6 separate regions of the Homo sapiens genome follow, and regions 2, 3, 4, 5 and 6 are each linked to region 1. Evidence: chromatin contacts called from ENCODE Hi-C or POLR2A ChIA-PET data. All regions are on one chromosome and are shown on one strand. The core of a region is the stretch at or near the end of the contact, and the rest is flanking DNA. Distances in the headings are between cores, read along the strand shown. Region 1 holds the start of AHI1 (Abelson helper integration site 1). Region 2 holds the start of PEX7 (peroxisomal biogenesis factor 7). Region 3 overlaps SGK1 (serum/glucocorticoid regulated kinase 1). Region 4 overlaps SGK1 (serum/glucocorticoid regulated kinase 1). Region 5 overlaps MAP3K5 (mitogen-activated protein kinase kinase kinase 5). Region 6 overlaps MAP3K5 (mitogen-activated protein kinase kinase kinase 5).

Evidence for each region. Hi-C counts contacts between places; a loop is a spot of excess contacts on that map. ChIA-PET counts read pairs that join two places held with the same protein, here RNA polymerase II (POLR2A). Pooled maps may share reads with other maps.
Region 2: a loop to region 1 is called in a map of ascending aorta, with 5 times the contacts of the local background. The contact joins the promoter of PEX7 here to the promoter of AHI1 in region 1. A Hi-C loop is called at or near these places in 2 of 168 maps with a recorded cell type or tissue (CD8-positive, alpha-beta T cell and ascending aorta) and 14 of 50 pooled maps.
Region 3: a pooled map shows a loop between it and region 1 (2.9-fold over the local background). The contact joins the enhancer-like site here to the promoter of AHI1 in region 1. A Hi-C loop is called at or near these places in 2 of 168 maps with a recorded cell type or tissue (CD8-positive, alpha-beta T cell and naive thymus-derived CD4-positive, alpha-beta T cell) and 14 of 50 pooled maps.
Region 4: a map of B cell shows a loop between it and region 1 (16-fold over the local background). The contact joins the enhancer-like site here to the promoter of AHI1 in region 1. A Hi-C loop is called at or near these places in 1 of 168 maps with a recorded cell type or tissue (B cell) and 7 of 50 pooled maps. POLR2A ChIA-PET finds 5 or more read pairs at or near these places in 1 of 52 experiments (HEK293).
Region 5: a loop to region 1 is called in a pooled map, with 3 times the contacts of the local background. The contact joins the enhancer-like site here to the promoter of AHI1 in region 1. A Hi-C loop is called at or near these places in 2 of 50 pooled maps. POLR2A ChIA-PET finds 5 or more read pairs at or near these places in 3 of 52 experiments (CD4-positive, alpha-beta T cell, PC-9 and activated T-cell).
Region 6: a pooled map shows a loop between it and region 1 (6-fold over the local background). The contact joins the enhancer-like site here to the promoter of AHI1 in region 1. A Hi-C loop is called at or near these places in 5 of 50 pooled maps. POLR2A ChIA-PET finds 5 or more read pairs at or near these places in 2 of 52 experiments (OCI-LY7 and PC-9).

Annotation. Positions count from the first base shown.
Region 1 is chr6:135,496,332-135,499,296 of GRCh38, reverse strand. AHI1 (Abelson helper integration site 1) reads left to right here and starts at 1,557. Exons shown (of 29, transcript NM_001134831.2): 1 at 1,557-1,714; 2 at 2,048-2,109. It overlaps AHI1-DT (AHI1 divergent transcript), which reads right to left and starts at 1,496. Exons shown (of 6, transcript NR_152842.1): 1 at 1,297-1,496; 2 at 780-893. RefSeq lists silencers at 1,217-1,436, 1,787-1,846.
Region 2 is chr6:136,821,342-136,824,306 of GRCh38, reverse strand. PEX7 (peroxisomal biogenesis factor 7) reads right to left here and starts at 1,715. Exons shown (of 10, transcript NM_000288.4): 1 at 1,512-1,715. The coding sequence starts at 1,641. RefSeq lists enhancers at 1,105-1,264, 646-1,378, 1,379-2,111, 1,995-2,144 and a silencer at 1,435-1,814.
Region 3 is chr6:134,168,720-134,171,684 of GRCh38, reverse strand. SGK1 (serum/glucocorticoid regulated kinase 1) reads left to right here. Exons shown (of 14, transcript NM_001143676.3): 11 at 1-48; 12 at 507-662; 13 at 770-859; 14 at 1,250-2,429. The coding sequence ends at 1,417. Among named protein-coding and RNA genes, the nearest start is that of SLC2A12, 120 kb to the right of the region's middle. Within about 2 kb of position 1,369, at least 6 of the 41 ENCODE cell types and tissues checked have a DNase peak (open chromatin) inside an H3K27ac peak, as active enhancers do.
Region 4 is chr6:134,234,686-134,237,650 of GRCh38, reverse strand. All of the region lies in intron 2 of SGK1 (serum/glucocorticoid regulated kinase 1), which reads left to right. Among named protein-coding and RNA genes, the nearest start is that of SGK1, 82 kb to the left of the region's middle. RefSeq lists enhancers at 1,171-1,220, 1,361-1,650, 1,691-1,850. Within about 2 kb of position 1,515, at least 8 of the 41 ENCODE cell types and tissues checked have a DNase peak (open chromatin) inside an H3K27ac peak, as active enhancers do; they include B cell, where a contact is called at or near this core.
Region 5 is chr6:136,608,882-136,611,846 of GRCh38, reverse strand. It overlaps MAP3K5 (mitogen-activated protein kinase kinase kinase 5), which reads left to right. Exons shown (of 30, transcript NM_005923.4): 18 at 460-565. Among named protein-coding and RNA genes, the nearest start is that of MAP3K5-AS1, 19 kb to the left of the region's middle. Within about 2 kb of position 1,451, at least 21 of the 41 ENCODE cell types and tissues checked have a DNase peak (open chromatin) inside an H3K27ac peak, as active enhancers do; they include PC-9, where a contact is called at or near this core.
Region 6 is chr6:136,591,993-136,594,957 of GRCh38, reverse strand. It overlaps MAP3K5 (mitogen-activated protein kinase kinase kinase 5), which reads left to right. Exons shown (of 30, transcript NM_005923.4): 22 at 2,344-2,521; 23 at 2,617-2,785. Among named protein-coding and RNA genes, the nearest start is that of MAP3K5-AS1, 36 kb to the left of the region's middle. RefSeq lists an enhancer at 310-469. Within about 2 kb of position 1,502, at least 13 of the 41 ENCODE cell types and tissues checked have a DNase peak (open chromatin) inside an H3K27ac peak, as active enhancers do; they include PC-9, where a contact is called at or near this core.

The DNA of each region.
Region 1 (2,965 bases), core at 308-2,807:
GTCTAATATATAGAATGAGTATCCGAAGTCTAATAGGGAGTAGGAGTGTTTGAAGGAGTCAGTCAACCTGCTTAAGATTCAAAGGATGGACAACATTTGGCTGTGATGCAGGAGTGTAAAAGGAGGAATTTTCAGGAAGAGAGGACAATATGAGTAAGGACGGGGCGTGAAAGGCTATGGATTGTTTTTCATGGTACACATAATTCAATGTTGCATAAAACTGCATGGTACACATGATTCAATATTGCATAAAATTGGAACAAGAAGCTAACGAGAGATGAAACTAGTCAGGGAGATGGAGAATCTTGTATCCTAGGCAAAGTAATCATTTTCTCTTACAGATTGCCTTTCAAAAATTTTCAGCAGGAGAGTGCCATTATCCGATTTACATTTTTAGTCAGGTCATTCTGATAGCAGTGTGGAGAATTTAAGAGTCAAACTGGAGTCAGAGAACTGGTAAAGGGCCCATCTGAGGAAGTTAAAAAGAGAGAATGGATATGCTTTGGCATAAGATGCATTTAGGATACTCTACTGTTCTTACTAAAACACTGGGAGGATTGTGGTGGCTTACAGCAAGATAGAAATCTAGGAGAGTATGTTTAGAACGGAAAGTTGAACAGCTCAGTTCGGTACGCATTGGATTAGTAATCTTTCTCGTTGCTTCCTCACAGGATTTAGGGAAGCACAAGACATATAGTTTGTAAGGTGTGGCAATGTCAGTAAGAATGGAAAAGCTGGCCTCCATAAACTCTTACTGTACAAATGAAGCAACAGCTTACAGCGGGTGGCTGTAGGTACAGGAAATGGCCTGTATTCACGAGTGTATTCACGAGTCCACGAGTAGCGCATCTAGTATTTTTCCAGCCCTGGTGACTCAGAGCTGAAGATGGCGCCTGTGGCAGAAATCAGAAAAGTGGGAGGGAGCATTAGGTGTAGAAAAGGATGGCGTTTTAACTTTTGTTTTGTTTTTCACACACAGGGAGATAGCTCTAAAGGAACAGTGGATAATTTTTTCTTAAAATTTTGTCTGTAGTACAACTTCATTTTCCACGCCTTAAAACCATGTTTTCTTTTGTGGGCGCGATCGCGTGGGGAGTGACAAATCTGTTTCTTTGCCTCATTCATTCATTTTCTTATTCTGGGCGGCTTCCATGACAGCCTCCCCAGTTTTCCTTTGCCCAGTCAGTTTTTCCCTGCGCTAGCTACAATTCTAAGGCGAAAAGAGCATTTTCGGAGGTGAGGGCGGGGAAAACTCAAGACTCTGTAGGGGCACCCGCGCATTTCCGGGTCCCTTACCGCTCCGAGTGGAGGAGACTGTTCCCGCTCGCGTGGCCGGGGAGGCGGGAGCCCCCTAAGTTCCCTGAAGCTCGCGCCCGCCTGCGGCCTGAGGGCCCCCGGGCAGGCGCCGCACGGCCCCTCCTCCTGGAAGAAGGCGGTGGAGGCGCGGGGACGGGGCCGCGGTCTTCGCCTAGAGCGCGGGACGCATCGGTCGCCATGGGAACGGCGGCGTAGGCAGGCGCTGACGTCAGCAGGCGGCGCGCTGTCCGCACTGCGGCACAGAGCCGCGGCTTGCTTTCAGGACACGGGTCGCTGGCGGGTTAGGTGGCTGCGTGGCCGCCTCACTTCGCGCACGCGCCGCTAGGCTGGGGGAGTTGATTTGCACTGCTCCGGGTGTCGGCTCCGGCGGGACGGGCGGTTCTGCGTACCCCTCTCCGTGAGTACATCATGGGTGCGCTGGTGGCGGGAGCGCGGGCCGGGGTGCTCGGCCTGCCCGGCCCTCTCCTGGGCGGCGTGTCGGGGCTGCTGGAGTCCGAGAGCGCGGAGGCTGATAGCGTAGTGACCGACGAGCGTGGGCCGGGTGTCCCGGGGGAATGCGATTTCTGAGAGTCCTCACCGTACTTTTGCGCTTCTTTCACTGGTCTCCGTGTCCCCGGAGAGTTGAGCATGGTGCTCTGATAGAGAATTCAATCTTTGCCTTTCCTACTCCCGATTCTTATTTAAATGCTTTTAAATCAGATGTGTACTGAGTGTGTTTATTTCCTTTTAGAGTGTCAACCTGGGGCTGAATCTTCAACCTGTCAAAGCCTTCTTAATTATGTCTGAGAAAAGGTGATCAATTTGTTATATTTATAAGAGCCAAATTATATTAATAGGGTTGTTTCGAGATGCATAAAAATAGAACAAAAATGTAGACCATTTAAGAATCCTTATCAAAGGTTGTGCTGCGTTTAGCATTCCTGTAAAAACATCTATTGTGAAAATAAAGCTTTCCCCTTTCTTTTGAGAAAGAGATGCCAACGATTTTTTCACCTGTTGCATTAACAGTTGCTGTTACTGCTTGGGCGTTAGGAGGAAGATTGCTTCTTATGAGTACTCTGGGAAATTTTTTAAAGAATGCTTGAAAGAAATTCAAATACCAAAAGTGTTTTTAAACCATACCTAGAATCTTGTTTATGAGGAATAATATTTATGAAGTTAGAATCTTGTTTACTTATGAAGAATCTTGTTGATTTATTCATTGAATTTTGTATACAGGATTTTTGTTTGTCTTTTTTTCCCTTGCGATAACATTTGGTTAAGGAGCGAATTATCAAGCCTCTCAGTTTTTTCTCCCAATGATATTGAGCCACATATTGGCTGATAATCAGGTTGTCTGTAAAATAAAATGAGATGAAATGTAATCCATTTAATTTTCCTGTGTAATATCTCTTAGACGCTCCTGTGAAAGGGTTTGTGAGGGAGAAGTTGTAAAATAATGGAATATATAAGAATCAGAGGTGTCTTTTAAAGTCCTATCTGATTTTTTGCAGAGGTTACTAATCAAATATTAGCCGTTAATTCTATCATGTTTGCTGTAGTACATATTAAGATTTAGAGATGGCTGAGCGCAGTGGGTCACGCCTGTAATCCTAGCACTTTGGGAGGCTAAAGTGGGTGGATCACTTGAGGTCAGGAGTTCAGTATC
Region 2 (2,965 bases), core at 466-2,965, 1.3 Mb before region 1:
ATCATATGAGCCCAGGAGGTGGAGGCTACGGTGAGCTGTGATTGCACCACTCTACTCAACCTAGGCAACAGGGTGAGACCCTGTCTCTAAAGAGAAAAAGAAAAAAGAAAAAAAGAAAACTACTACCATTATAGACTCATGAGTCTTCAGTCTAACTGGTGGGCCATGTAAATCTGAATGTGCAAGCACTAAGAGCTAATAATGAAAATAAATCAAGTATTTCTCTGAGTTTTAGAAGTAACATTTTTTTCTGCTGTAGGACAAAACAAAAAAATACAATAGACCACTGACATTATGAAATGAGTTTTTGCATCTCGCTTCAGTGCGTATAATAGCTAGGACATGAATTAAGGCAAAAGCGAGAATGAACCTACGCCTTTTCATCTAGTCCACGGACTAGATGGACTCTTTTTTTTGAGACGGAGTTTTGCTCTTCTTGCCCAGGCTGGAGTGCAATGGCACGATCTCGGCTCACCGCAACCTCTGCCTCCTGGGTTCAAACTATTCTCTTACCTCAGCCTCCCGAGTAGCTGGGATTACAGGCATGCGCCACCACGCCCGGCTAATTTTGTATTTTCAGTAGAGATGGGGTTTCTCCATGTTGGTCAGGCTGGTCTGGAACTCCCGAACTCAAGTGATCCGCCCACCTCGGCCTCCCAAAGTGCTGGGATTACAGACGTGAGCCACCGCACGGCGCTTGGCCTTTTTTCTTTTTAAGACGGGGTCTCAGTCTGTCACCCAGGCTGGAGTGGAGTGATGTGATCTCAGCTCACTGGGCTGGGGCAGAGTGATGTGATCTCAGCTCATTGTAGCCTCAACATCCCGGGCTCAAGCGATCCTCCCGCCTCAGCCTCCTGAGCAGCTTTAACCACAGGCTGAGCCAATGCGCGCGACGGGAGACAATTAACTGGAGTCTGTAACACCTACTTGCGAATGTGTGCATTCCTCGTTAGACAACTACAGGTAAGAACTGAACTTGATATATTTCATGGTGTCACCCGTGGGACTCCAGGCGTCCATTCAGGAGCATCGTCCTTAGGAAGGCCAGCCCGCAGGTCGCAGCTCAGTGCTCGAATGCAGACTGGGAATTGTGGGCCAACTCGCGAGCCCTGGGTCGGTTCTGGCTCAGACCGTCTTCCCCGTACTGCTGTGCCGAGCGGACCGATCCAAGGGACCGCGCAGGCTCCCCCGGCTCTCCCTACGGGGACGTGTGCCTGGGCGTGTGACACGTGGCGGAGGCAGCGCGGTCTCAAGGAACAAGGACACGGGCTACTAGGCTACACGTATATGCACTTGCACACAACTGGAAGATCGACTCCTGCTTCAGACCAACTCCTCGCACTCGGCAAAGAAAGGAGAAGCGCCGACCAGCGCCTCTTCTGCCCCCTGGCGTGGACCCGCGGAACCGTCTACGCTCAGAGGGGCTTTCCCTCGAGCGCGAGGAACTGGAGCCCGGCTGGCCCCCGCCTCCGCCTCCGCCCCCCGGCCCCAGCTGCGCGGCGCCGCCTCACCCGCGATGCCGTAGTGCTGCGCGGTGGCGCAGGCCAGGCGGCCCGGCAGGTACGGGGAGAACTCGGCGGCGTAGCCGTGGCGTCCCGGCGTCCGCAGCATCCGCGCCGCTCCACCGCACACCGCACTCATCCCGCCCGCCGCCCCCGGCCCTCGCTGCCCCGGCCGCGGAAGCCGTTCCGAGTCGGAGGCACACTGGCGCGGTTAGAGAGACCAGGCAGACCGGACGGAAGTGTGGGCCCCGTGCCCTGTGTTTGAGATTCTGATTGGTCCGCACAGGAAAGGGCGTTGACTCCGACGGAGACCATTTTTGTTTTGGGTGAATCCAAACTGAATTGCGCCTGCTGCAAAGATACAGATCTATCAGGGGAGTGATCCAGGGTTAGGTATTATTAATAATTACGACAGCTTTTGTCGTTGCATCTCAGCCTCCTCTGCGGTGCTATCTGGTTTTTATTTCATTGAGCGTTTGGAAGACTGGCATCAGGAACTTTTCCTGATGATTATAAAGTGAGAAAAGTTACAGCCGACTCTGAAACCACGCAGCGCGTCCAAAATTGCGTGCTGCGTTGCCCAAGGAAACTGGAAGCAATGAGAACTTAAGTCCGTGGAGTCACTGCGGTCTTTAGGAATAAGAGCGTGGGCTGGTGGGCTACTTTCACACTGTAACTGGAAAAGATGAAACACCAACTCCAAACCAACTCCCCATGCTTGGCAAGTGAGAAAAAGGAGCTGGCCAGTTCTAATGAAGCTAAGCAAAAAAGCAGCACATCATCATATACAACTTTTTTAAAAAGTATTACTATACATGTATATATTGTATGGTAATAAGTGCTCAGATGCTGGTGCTCATTCATTCATTTATTGCCAGGCATATACTATGTGGAGAATGACCAAATATAATTTATCTGCCAAACCAAGATACTTTTGAGAGTAAAGAGGGTGTAATTATTAAGCCAGGTCAACAGGCACAAACCAAGTCGTATGATCATCTTAACCATATACCAAGAACAGTACTAGGCATTTGGGATTCAAAATAATGGGATATGGTCCATGGCCTCAAGAGATTAGAGAAGAAGACTAAAAGAGAAGTCATGTAATTAGTTAAGTGTAATCAAAATACTGTAGAGGCTATGATAAATTTATATGGGGTATTTTTAAAAGGTGATTGTCCGTGCCAGAGGTATGGAAATTGCAGGAAAGGCTGCAGAAGAGAGATAAGTCTTTATGGTGATTGCACACAGATGAGTAGGTTTTCTTTAGGTAGACAAGAAGATGGAGATCTTTGTAGGAGCAGGAATAACATGAGCAACCCAGGAGATTTAAACCAGCATGATCCATAGGGGGTCGTGGCTGCCAGGACTCAGCCTGGCCAGATGGAAGGGATACGGTGAAAAAAATATTGGGTGGGGAGACTGTAGAGTGTTTTACTGGGGCTAGATCATGAAGAGTCTTA
Region 3 (2,965 bases), core at 120-2,619, 1.3 Mb after region 1:
GACTGGTGGTGCCTGGGAGCTGTCTTGTATGAGATGCTGTATGGCCTGGTGAGTGGCACATTGGGAACCATGGAACACTGCCTGCTCCCTACAATATTGCCTTCACACAGCCCATGCTTGGCCATGGTGTCTTGCCCTTACCAGTACGCTTATCAAAAGCAGCTAAGAGGCATATTGGTTATTTTATAGTTCATAAGAATAATCACTTACCTGGTTCTTTTGTGCATTTCACATTTTACTAGATAGGACCACATTGAACCTGTGTGGTGGTGAAAAACTACCACTTATTAACATCTACCCCCTCACCCTCCACACACACACACACAAACACACACACGGGTTGCAAAGTAGACACTTAAATAGCAAGGGAAAAGAAAGCATTGAGGTGGGGAGAGTTTCTCAAATCGAGCCTAATATTTATTGCCGTTTATATCTTTTTCTCTACTGGTAATGTGTGCCATATGAAACTTCCAATTAAGTCTAAAGTAATTTTCCCCTTCTTTCAGCCGCCTTTTTATAGCCGAAACACAGCTGAAATGTACGACAACATTCTGAACAAGCCTCTCCAGCTGAAACCAAATATTACAAATTCCGCAAGACACCTCCTGGAGGGCCTCCTGCAGAAGGACAGGACAAAGCGGCTCGGGGCCAAGGATGACTTCGTGAGTGATGTTTTCCTGTCCTCCTGGGCCGGCCGGGACGTGCACTAGACCTCCCTGCCCTTATTGAATGCACCTGTCTAAATTAATCTTGGGTTTCTTATCAACAGATGGAGATTAAGAGTCATGTCTTCTTCTCCTTAATTAACTGGGATGATCTCATTAATAAGAAGATTACTCCCCCTTTTAACCCAAATGTGGTGAGTATCTGTCTCTCTTCTAAGTATAGAGAAGCCCAAAGGGCATTTATTTTAATTCAGAATTGTCTGGGGGAGGGTTGGAAGGAATACATTGGCAGATGTTTTCTCCATAAACCTGTTATTTTACCTACATAAAAAGCACATTTTTGTGTCCCAACAAGGCTCCCATAATTTTTAGACACATTTATCAATTCGAAGCACCAAAAGGCAACAAGTGAACATTATTCTTATGTTTAACTGTGTGTAGCCTTTTGAGATTTTGTGCTTGAAGTGGGTGATTATGGAAGTTGATATAAGACTTAAACTTGGTATTTAAAGCCTGGTCAAGATTTCCCTGTCCTGTGTCTAGTGTGAGTTCTTGACAAGAGTGTTTTTCCCTTCCCGTCACAGAGTGGGCCCAACGACCTACGGCACTTTGACCCCGAGTTTACCGAAGAGCCTGTCCCCAACTCCATTGGCAAGTCCCCTGACAGCGTCCTCGTCACAGCCAGCGTCAAGGAAGCTGCCGAGGCTTTCCTAGGCTTTTCCTATGCGCCTCCCACGGACTCTTTCCTCTGAACCCTGTTAGGGCTTGGTTTTAAAGGATTTTATGTGTGTTTCCGAATGTTTTAGTTAGCCTTTTGGTGGAGCCGCCAGCTGACAGGACATCTTACAAGAGAATTTGCACATCTCTGGAAGCTTAGCAATCTTATTGCACACTGTTCGCTGGAAGCTTTTTGAAGAGCACATTCTCCTCAGTGAGCTCATGAGGTTTTCATTTTTATTCTTCCTTCCAACGTGGTGCTATCTCTGAAACGAGCGTTAGAGTGCCGCCTTAGACGGAGGCAGGAGTTTCGTTAGAAAGCGGACGCTGTTCTAAAAAAGGTCTCCTGCAGATCTGTCTGGGCTGTGATGACGAATATTATGAAATGTGCCTTTTCTGAAGAGATTGTGTTAGCTCCAAAGCTTTTCCTATCGCAGTGTTTCAGTTCTTTATTTTCCCTTGTGGATATGCTGTGTGAACCGTCGTGTGAGTGTGGTATGCCTGATCACAGATGGATTTTGTTATAAGCATCAATGTGACACTTGCAGGACACTACAACGTGGGACATTGTTTGTTTCTTCCATATTTGGAAGATAAATTTATGTGTAGACTTTTTTGTAAGATACGGTTAATAACTAAAATTTATTGAAATGGTCTTGCAATGACTCGTATTCAGATGCTTAAAGAAAGCATTGCTGCTACAAATATTTCTATTTTTAGAAAGGGTTTTTATGGACCAATGCCCCAGTTGTCAGTCAGAGCCGTTGGTGTTTTTCATTGTTTAAAATGTCACCTGTAAAATGGGCATTATTTATGTTTTTTTTTTTGCATTCCTGATAATTGTATGTATTGTATAAAGAACGTCTGTACATTGGGTTATAACACTAGTATATTTAAACTTACAGGCTTATTTGTAATGTAAACCACCATTTTAATGTACTGTAATTAACATGGTTATAATACGTACAATCCTTCCCTCATCCCATCACACAACTTTTTTTGTGTGTGATAAACTGATTTTGGTTTGCAATAAAACCTTGAAAAATATTTACATATATTGTGTCATGTGTTATTTTGTATATTTTGGTTAAGGGGGTAATCATGGGTTAGTTTAAAATTGAAAACCATGAAAATCCTGCTGTAATTTCCTGCTTAGTGGTTTGCTCCCAACAGCAGTGGTTTCTGACTCCAGGGGAGTATAGGATGGTCTTAAAGCCAACCTACGTTCCAGGCCTTTTTAGCAGCATTTTATGGTGTCTGTCATTCATAAATCCATCCAAGGAAATCCTTTGCAATTTACTCATCTTGCAAGGATTGCTATGAAGTAATGCTTCCTGTATTTATTGCCTGTCCTGTGAAGTTGGACTATTTGTCCTGACATTTGGCTTGTCTTCAGTTACAGGTAATTCTTTCCAGAAATATTTGAAAGCCTACTCTGGGCTCTATTGCGAGTGCTCAGGATATCGTAGTGGACAAAGCAGACAACTTCGCCCTTCCAGAGCCTGATGAAGAAGGCCGACCTAAAGCAGTTAGTTGAGATGGAAATTGAGAAATAGTCTGTGAAGTTTAGGAGAATGCCACAC
Region 4 (2,965 bases), core at 266-2,765, 1.3 Mb after region 1:
GCTGGAGTGCAGTGGCACGATCTTGGCTCACTGCAACCTCTGCCTTCCCGGGTTCAAGCGATTCTCCTCCCTCTGCCTCCTGAGTAGCTGGGATCACAGGCGCATGCCACCACGCCTGGCTAATTTTTTGTATTTTTCATAAAGATGGGGTTTCACCATGTTGGCCAGGCTGGTCTCAAACTCCTGACCTCAAGTGATCTGCCTGCCTTGGCCTCCCAAAGTGCTGGGATTACAGGCATGAGCCACTGTGTCCAGCGTTATTTTATGAAAATAAACCAGTGAAAATTAATTTCAGGCCAGGCACAGTGGCTCATGACTGTAATCTTAGCACGTTGGGAGGCCAGAGTGGGTAGATCACCTGGGCTCAGGAGTTTGAGACCAGCCTGGGCAACATGGTGAAATCCTGTCTCTACCAAAAATGCAAAAAAATTAGCCGGGCATGGTGGCATGTGCCAGCAGTCCTAGCTGTTTGGGAGGCTAAGGTAGGAGGATCGCTTGAGCCCCAGAGGCAGAGGTTGCAGTGAGCTGAGATCGCGCCACTGCATTCCAAACTGGGTGACGGAGTGAGACCCCATCTCAAAAAAAAAAAAAAGAAAAAGAAAAAGAAAATTAATTTCAAAAGTGGAATGTATTCACCCAACAATGTGTTCATTTATAAATAATACAGCAGCAACCTTGGGGATGATTGTTGTGGATGTTTTGATGTTTGGATATAATGTTAGTGGGAGACACAGGAAAATTTAAAATAGCAGTGATGGCTTCTATCTGAATCCCATTAACACTTGCGAGTTCATAGCCTCTTGATTTTTTGAGAAGGGGAGAATTGGAGCTCAACAGGTAGCAAACCATTTCATTCTGCAATTAGTCTGTCTAAAGAAAAAGGCTTTAACATTCAATGCTAGAATAAGGCTATTTTAGACATTTGAATTGCTGGCAAGACACCCCAAATTAGTCATCCCTTAATGGTTGTGTGTGGGTCTGTGTGTGTGTGTGTTTAAAATTCATTATTTACTTATTTATTTTTGAGATAGAGTCTCGGTCTGTCATCCAGGCTGGAGTGCAGTGGGGAGATTGTTGTTCTTTGCAGCCTCAACCTCAAAGACTCAGGTGATCCTCCCATCTCAGCCTCCCAAGTAGCTGGGGCTACAGGCACGTGTCACCATGCCCAGCTAATTTTTGTATTTTTTGTAGAGACGGAGTTTCGCCATCTTGCCCAGGCTGGTCTTGAACTCCTGGGCTCAAGCAATTCGCCCACCTCAGCTTCCCAAAAGTGCTTACAGGCGTGATCTACCAGCCTCCCTTAATGTTTTTTAAAACCACTTATTTAGGGCTATTGGTGAAAACAACAAATGAAGCATAGAGGCAATTACAGGAAGAGAAAGTACCCAATATTATGTAAAATGTGTTAGTACTGAGTCATATGTAAATTTGTGTTTAACTTCCTCACTCTTAAATTCTAGTTCCTGGAATCCCCCTCCTTCATAACTGACTCACAGTCTATTTTGGGACAAACCTGCCAATACTACAATCCCTTTACTGTACATTAAAATATATACAGAAAAGTCAAGAACTAATAGAATCATCAAACAATACCAACTAAGGGACCTCACCCACCTGTGAGGATGGAGCATGTGGCCTCAAAATCAGGGCTGACCTAAACTCTCCATGGTTGGAGTCACGTTTCCTAAGGCTGTGTTTGAAAAAAAAAATTAGTTAATTAGAAATACCTTGTTCACAGTTTAATGCTTGATCTTGTTCCTTATCTAAAATATCTATGGCCAGGTGCGGCGGCTCACACCTATAATCCCAGCACTTTGGGAGACCGAGGAGAGAGGATCACCTGAGGTCAGGAGTTTGAGACCAGCCTGGCCAAAATGGTGAAACCCCTTCTCTACCAAAAATACAAAAAAAATTAGCCAGGCATGGTGGTGCATGCCTGTAGTCCCAGCTACTCGAGAGGCTGAGGCAGGAGAATCACTTGAACCCTGGAGGTGGAGGTTGCAGTGAGCCGAGCTCGTGCCATTGCCCTGCAGCCTGGGCAACAGGAGGGAAACTGTCTCAAAAATAAATAAATAAATAAATAAATAAATAAATAAATAAATAAATAAAAATATCTATTTTTTCCACTTCCTCCTTGTCAAAACTTCTCTAAATTTTTAATAATAAATTTTATTATTTTAAAGTAATCTCATTATTTTTTTCTAAACAGGGTTTGAAGTTACATTTTCATCTTGATTCTAGTTGCTTCCTCCCCCCGCTTTCTTTACTATGTTCCAGTAATTTGATTTCAGAGTTGGCATTAACTCCCTGAATTCAGGAAGATATTCCCCAAGGACCTGAATCTTAGCCCTGGAAGCGATGTGAAAGCTTACATAGCACATCTCTCACCTTCAGTCAGAGCCATACAAAGAAGCTGCTATCTTATTATTCATGGCTTTAGAAAAGACTGCTCAACCTCCACCTGCATCTTATTTTGACATTTAGTTAGCTTTACTGTGTCGAACAAAGCCATTATGCTACACACCAAGCCTGTTTCCCTTGTTTTATACTCAGCGATGATAACCAACCCTGTCTGTATATAAAGCTCTCTATAAATTCATAGACTGTCTTCTTCAATTGTCATTTGGTCTTCTCTTCAAGAAAATTAATTATGTCTTGTTTGCCTCTCCTCATTGGTCTTTTTTTCCAATACTTGACTCATTTTGCCATCCTTGGAGCTGTCTTCTAAATAATTTCCAAGTTTTCCAATTAGTCTTATTTATTTATCTATTTATAAGATGGAGTTTCACTCTTGTTGCCCAGAATGGAGTGCAATGGCGCAATCTCAACTCACTGCAACCTCCACCTCCCAGGTTCAAGCCATTCTCCTGCCTCAGCCTCCTGAGTAGCTGGGATTACAGGCATGCATCACCACACCTGGCTAATTTTGTATTTTTAGTGGAGATGGGGTTTCACCATGTTGGCC
Region 5 (2,965 bases), core at 202-2,701, 1.1 Mb before region 1:
GTGCCTACATCTTAGCGGACTTTAGGCCCCTCTCATCCTCCTAACCTGGTGGCCTTTCATTAGTTTTACAAAGATAGTTTAGTTTTGGGGAAGGGCTATTATCAACTAAACTATAAATTAAATTTCTCCAAGTGAGCTTGGTCTACACCCTGGAATGACCAAGGGCAGTTTGGAAATTTAAAGCAAGATGGTGGTGGTTAGATCAGATCTCTTTTACTGTCATAATTTTCTCACTGTTGTAATTTTCGCAAAGGCGGTTGGTTTCAAACTGATAATATGTAAACAAAAAATAGTGTCAAGAATGCACTATTGAGATAAACTATTAATGAAGAATACAGAATTAATGTCGTTGGTAGCTGTAAGGACACCTTTTTTTTTTTTAAATTGGACTTACCAAGTCAACAACAGACAGTATCTGAAGAAAGATAACAATTGTGATTAAAGTCCTCTGTTCTCTAGGGTGACAATGTGTTGATTAATACCTACAGTGGTGTTCTCAAGATCTCTGACTTCGGAACATCAAAGAGGCTTGCTGGCATAAACCCCTGTACTGAAACTTTTACTGGTATGTTTTTGCAATGATGATACAGATCTTATGTAATTAAAGAAATAATTGCTGAGTTTGAGCACAATGTGAGAGAGAAATTCAGTTGGTGTTCTCACACACAGTAATGTTGGTATCTTTTTTCTTTCTTTTCTTTTCTTTTCTTTCTTTTTTTTTTTTTTTTTTTTTTTTTTTGAGACAGGGTCTTGCCCTGTCACCTAGGCTGGAATGCAGTGGTGTGATCACCTATCACTGCAGCCTCAAACTCCCAGGCTCAAGCAATCCTCCCACCTCAGCCTCCTGAGTAGCTGGGACTACAGGCATGCGCCACCACGCCCAGCTAATTTTTTTGTATTTTTGATGGAGACAAGGTTTCACCATGTTGCCCAGGCTGGTCTCAAACTCCTGGGCTCAAGCGATATACCTGTGGCCTCCAAAAGTGTTGGGATTACAGGCGTGAGCCACTGCGCCTGGCCAATGTTGGTATCTTTTGATGCTCACTGAAAAATGTGTTACAGAATTTGATTTGGCCCTTTTCTCTTCCTGTATTTATATGACTTGCTTAGTTAGTCTCCTGCTTAATGCCACTGAAGATTTTTTTTTTTTTTTAATTCTCAACTTGTTACTTATTTTTCTTTTCATGTAATTACTTCTTTCCTGGTTGGCCTACAATAACTCTAGCAAGATTTTTTTTTTTTTTTTTTTATTAAACATTTCCTTGGCCCAACCTCTCTGTGATGCTTACTCATACCCTAATCACTTCCCATTTGGACGATGAATTCCCTCTTTTACTGTTTACTCTCTGTGGTTGACTCCCCTACTCCACAATATAAATAACCCTAGGATTTCAATTCAGAAGAGGAAGTGACTCACCGACTCAGAAGAAGGGAGGGAGAGAGCTTTCCTGAGAAAGTAGGCAACGCAACCACTGAGCTGCCTCTGGTGCAAAGTACTGGGAGGGTGGAGACCAAGTGATTTCCAAAAAGGTAACAGTAGCCAAGAGGAAGCTCAGACTCAAGAGATTCATGACTGCCCAACAGTTATAGGGAGGGTGTGTGAGACTTCAAACCTGATCTCCATTTAGTTCTTATCACTCCATCATGCTAATTCTCATGAAGTGTTAAGTTCTTCTTATAGAGAGAAATTTAGCAGGAAAAAAAAAAGGGTAAGGGGAAGGGAAGAGAAAAAGATCATGAATAATCTTTGGTCTAATATGAAGCAACATGGCCCCATCTCAATTCTGTGAGGTAGGTGGGAGTACCTCCATTTTGTAGATGAGGAAATTACCTGGGAGAGAAGTGACATTGCAGTCAGAAGTCACAGCAGTGTGTACCGGATAGAACTCAGACTGGTTTTTTGTTTTTGTTTTTGTTTTGAGACTGGGTCTTGCTATGTTGCCCAGGCTGGTCTTGAACTCCTGGGTTTAAGCAGTCCACCCACCCCACTCTCCTAAGTATCTAGGATGTCATGCCTGGCAAAACTGTTTTTTTGTTTTTGTTTTTTCTTTTGAGATGGGTTCTCGCTCTGTAACCCAGGCTGAAGTACAGTGGTGTAATCTCTGCTCACTGTGACCTCCCCTACCCCGGGCTCAAGTGATTCTCCTACCTCAGCCTCCCTAGTAGCTGGGACCATAGGCACGCACCTCCATGCCTGGCTAATTTTTTGTATTTTTGGTAGAGACAGGGTTTCACCATGTTGCCCAGGCTGGTCTCAAACTCCTGACCTCAAGTGATCCACCTGCCTTGGACTCCCAAAGTGCTGGGATTACATGTGCGAACCCCCACGCCTAGCCAGAACTCAGATTTTGTATCTACTGTTTGCTCTTTGCTTTTACCTTCTGGCTCTAGTCCATCTTTCTCTCTACCTTCCTGCAGGAGGAGAGAGAGACATTCTGTGTAAGTTTTTTCCCTAGAGCATTCAGTCAGCAATACCCCTGGCCCAGCTCCCACCTCAGGGCAATGGATATTTTAGGGTACAGAATTAAACACATTTTGAATATATTTTTTTGAAAAAACTAAATTCTGACCTATTAATAACTTCAAATGTCTTTACATTTCTTTCCTCTTACTCTTAACTTGGCAAGCAGCAGTTTCAGTGCTGTCAAGACTCAGTAATTTCTGAGAGGAAAATCCCTCGTTTCACACACTTTGTGGGACAGGATGTTAACACAGTATCTTCTGCTACTAATCTGGGGAACATCTTTTTTGTAAAATCTCCAAAGGAATTGTAGGAAAGCAGTCCTCACAGAGCCCTTTTCTTGGACCTCTTCCACTGGTGTCACGTAAGAGTGACGTGTGTCACTAACATGTATAGATCTGTCCCCAGCACCGGTCCCGAGGGCCCTGCACATCATAGGCTTCAAACGTGAACTTGGTGGTCACTAAGTCCCAGGTGGGTTAGTCCCAGGTGCTCAGTCAATAA
Region 6 (2,965 bases), core at 253-2,752, 1.1 Mb before region 1:
AACGTTAAAATTCACAGGCGTGACACAAGTCCTCTCATTACTGGATAATCAAACCACATGATATGACCAAAAAGCCAAAATACAGGATAATTCAAGTCCTTACTCCTTCTCTTCTTTAGATACACATACATTTACCACACACACACACACACACAAACACGGAAACACACGATAGGAATCCCTCATCTTGTACTCTTCTAGTCTAGTCTGTACTAGTCTCTTTACTCCCAAGAAACAACAATTTTGTCTTTGAAATATGAATGATGCACACCTCCGTTTCTGAGTGTGGCATGCATCTCATAAAAATGGGCTGGTGAAGAAACTCACCAAGTCTGAAGGATCAGCAGTGAGTTCCACTGCAGGGCTTGTATCCCTTCTTGTAAAGAGATCAGCTACTCAGTCAAGCCAAGAGCTCTTCTTCAGCTGTATTCTTCCATCAGTAACATTTAACTTTAGGGACTTGACATCTCATAGCAGTGAAACTCTTTCTCCCAAGCAGCTATTTTTTTCTGTTCTAAAGTCCGTTCCCCCCAAATAGCGAGATGTTGACTCTAAAGTGAAACAAGGCACACTATAGACCTTGACCTTCCCCAGGAATGACTCAAAAGCAGTTTGGTGTTTGGGCCCCCCTTCAAACCTTTCTTCTCTCAGACAACCTTACTATTACCAGCAAGGAAGAGGTCACCCATTTCCTTTCTGCTGTAGCAGCACTGCCCAAAATATGGTCCGTGAAATGCTAGGCCCATGAGCTGCTCCAGAATATGTGGAAACAATACATGCCAGGCATTTCCCCTGCCATATATCATTTGCATACTGGTACTTAATTGGTCAATTCAGCAACTCTTTGTGGCTTCCTCTTGCTTCCTGCCTTCTAGTGATTCAGCTACAGAACTATTTAAATAACAGCAGATAAGTCAACCAATTCATCCTGGGGAGACTTTCCAGTTACTGACCAGTAAGGTGGTTTCCCCCGAGGTCAGCTGTTCCTGAAAGCTGTATGTACTTCCGTCTTTCTCGCTACAGCTGAAACCAATGTCATGAGTCCCCTATCCTTGAGATCAGGGCAGTTGATTCAGTTCAGCCCAAGAGGAATTAAGTAAGAAGGAGATTCCAGGCAACAGTGGATTTCCTTTTCTATAATTTTATACCTTCATTCTTTATTAAAATGCTTTTGTAGCATTAGGATGTGTGTTTGATAAAGATGTTTCTGGCAAAAACCACTTTCTTTTTTTTTTTTTTTTTTGCATATCTGTCCATAGGATAGATCATGGACAGTATTTTATTGTGATTCAGATACCCGTTTCTCTCATTAGGAGTGAGGCTGAGAAGTTTTATATACATTTGGGAGCTTTTTGTGTTTTTCTTTCTGTGAACTGTTCAGGCATACATATACAGAGACTGACTAGCTGTCCTCCAGACCTGTTTCCTTTTCCTTCTGGGGTTTCCCAGCCTCCTGGCAAGTAACTGTGGCTGGTGGACTGAGGCTTGGGCAATGGATGGTGGGCCCGAGTGGCAACTCACCCAAGCATGATTCATAAAAACTTCCTATGAGATCCTCCTACTCTTTCTTCCCCATCTGCTGGAAAGATGTTGACACCCAGAGCAACCTATGAAGCTTTCTTTAAAACCAATGTTTGAGGAAATATAGGCAACTCCACTGTCTTATTCTCCATCCAAATAAAGAAGCAGCTCATGTCTACTAGAGAATCATAGTATCTGAGAACCAGGACAGACCTAAGAGATCATCTAGTCCATCTGTTTCCAAAATTTGTTTTCAGTGATGAATCCTTTTTTATATGAATCCTTAAGCAGAACTGTGATATATGACAGTCAGCATATTTTCTCTGGTTTCAGGTATAACAGGATTGGAACCTGTGGTCTAGACCTACAGCATCCCACTCACTCATCCCAACCAAGGCAGCCCCAAGATGCTAATGGAGACACTTAAGCCCCTGAAGAACAGGCTTAAAGATTATCAATCTGACCCTGAATTTGATAAATATGAAAACTGAGACCCATAAATAGAAATAATTAGTAGTCAGTAAAAATGAGGGGATCAGACCCTCAGTAGACCCACTGAACTTGGGCTTCCTTGACTGTTTTGGTACCCCAGAGATATCCCTCCCAGGGCCTGGGAGGCCCTTTCCTGGCTACCCTGCTGTATGGGTTATGCTGAGCAAGGGAGGCAGTCATAACACATGACCGTTCCCTTACATAGCATAATTATGCTGCTCATTGCAACAAGATATTTGACAAAGAATATGGCCTCTTTCAATGGGTGTTTCAGTATGTGTACATTTTTTAAAGTGTCAATTATCTTTTCCCTCCTCTCATCACAAGCAGAATATCTCAGGAGTATATCCTTGCCGGTACCTGTGCTGGTGGAGGACACCAGCAGCAGCAGTGAGTACGGCTCAGTTTCACCCGACACGGAGTTGAAAGTGGACCCCTTCTCTTTCAAAACAAGAGCCAAGTCCTGCGGAGAAAGAGATGTCAAGGGAATTCGGACACTCTTTTTGGGGTAAAGACCTGACTTACTTGGGGTGAGAGAAGTGTGTTGTTAAGTGTGTCATTTTATAAAGGGAACTGTGATTTATGCTGCATAAATTTTCTCAGCATTCCAGATGAGAATTTTGAAGATCACAGTGCTCCTCCTTCCCCTGAAGAAAAAGATTCTGGATTCTTCATGCTGAGGAAGGACAGTGAGAGGCGAGCTACCCTTCACAGGATCCTGACGGAAGACCAAGACAAAATTGTGAGAAACCTAATGGAATCTTTAGCTCAGGTAAATCCTCTCCCAGGTGCTTCATTTCCCAAAGGTTACATATTTTATCTGTGTCCTAACCGCCTGCAGCTGTCACAGATGATGTGAAAGGCAAGAGGAACCTGTAGTGATCATCATGATAAACCTACCCCACAGGAAAAAAGAAGGCAAACCCTATGGTAGGGAATATATTAATATGAA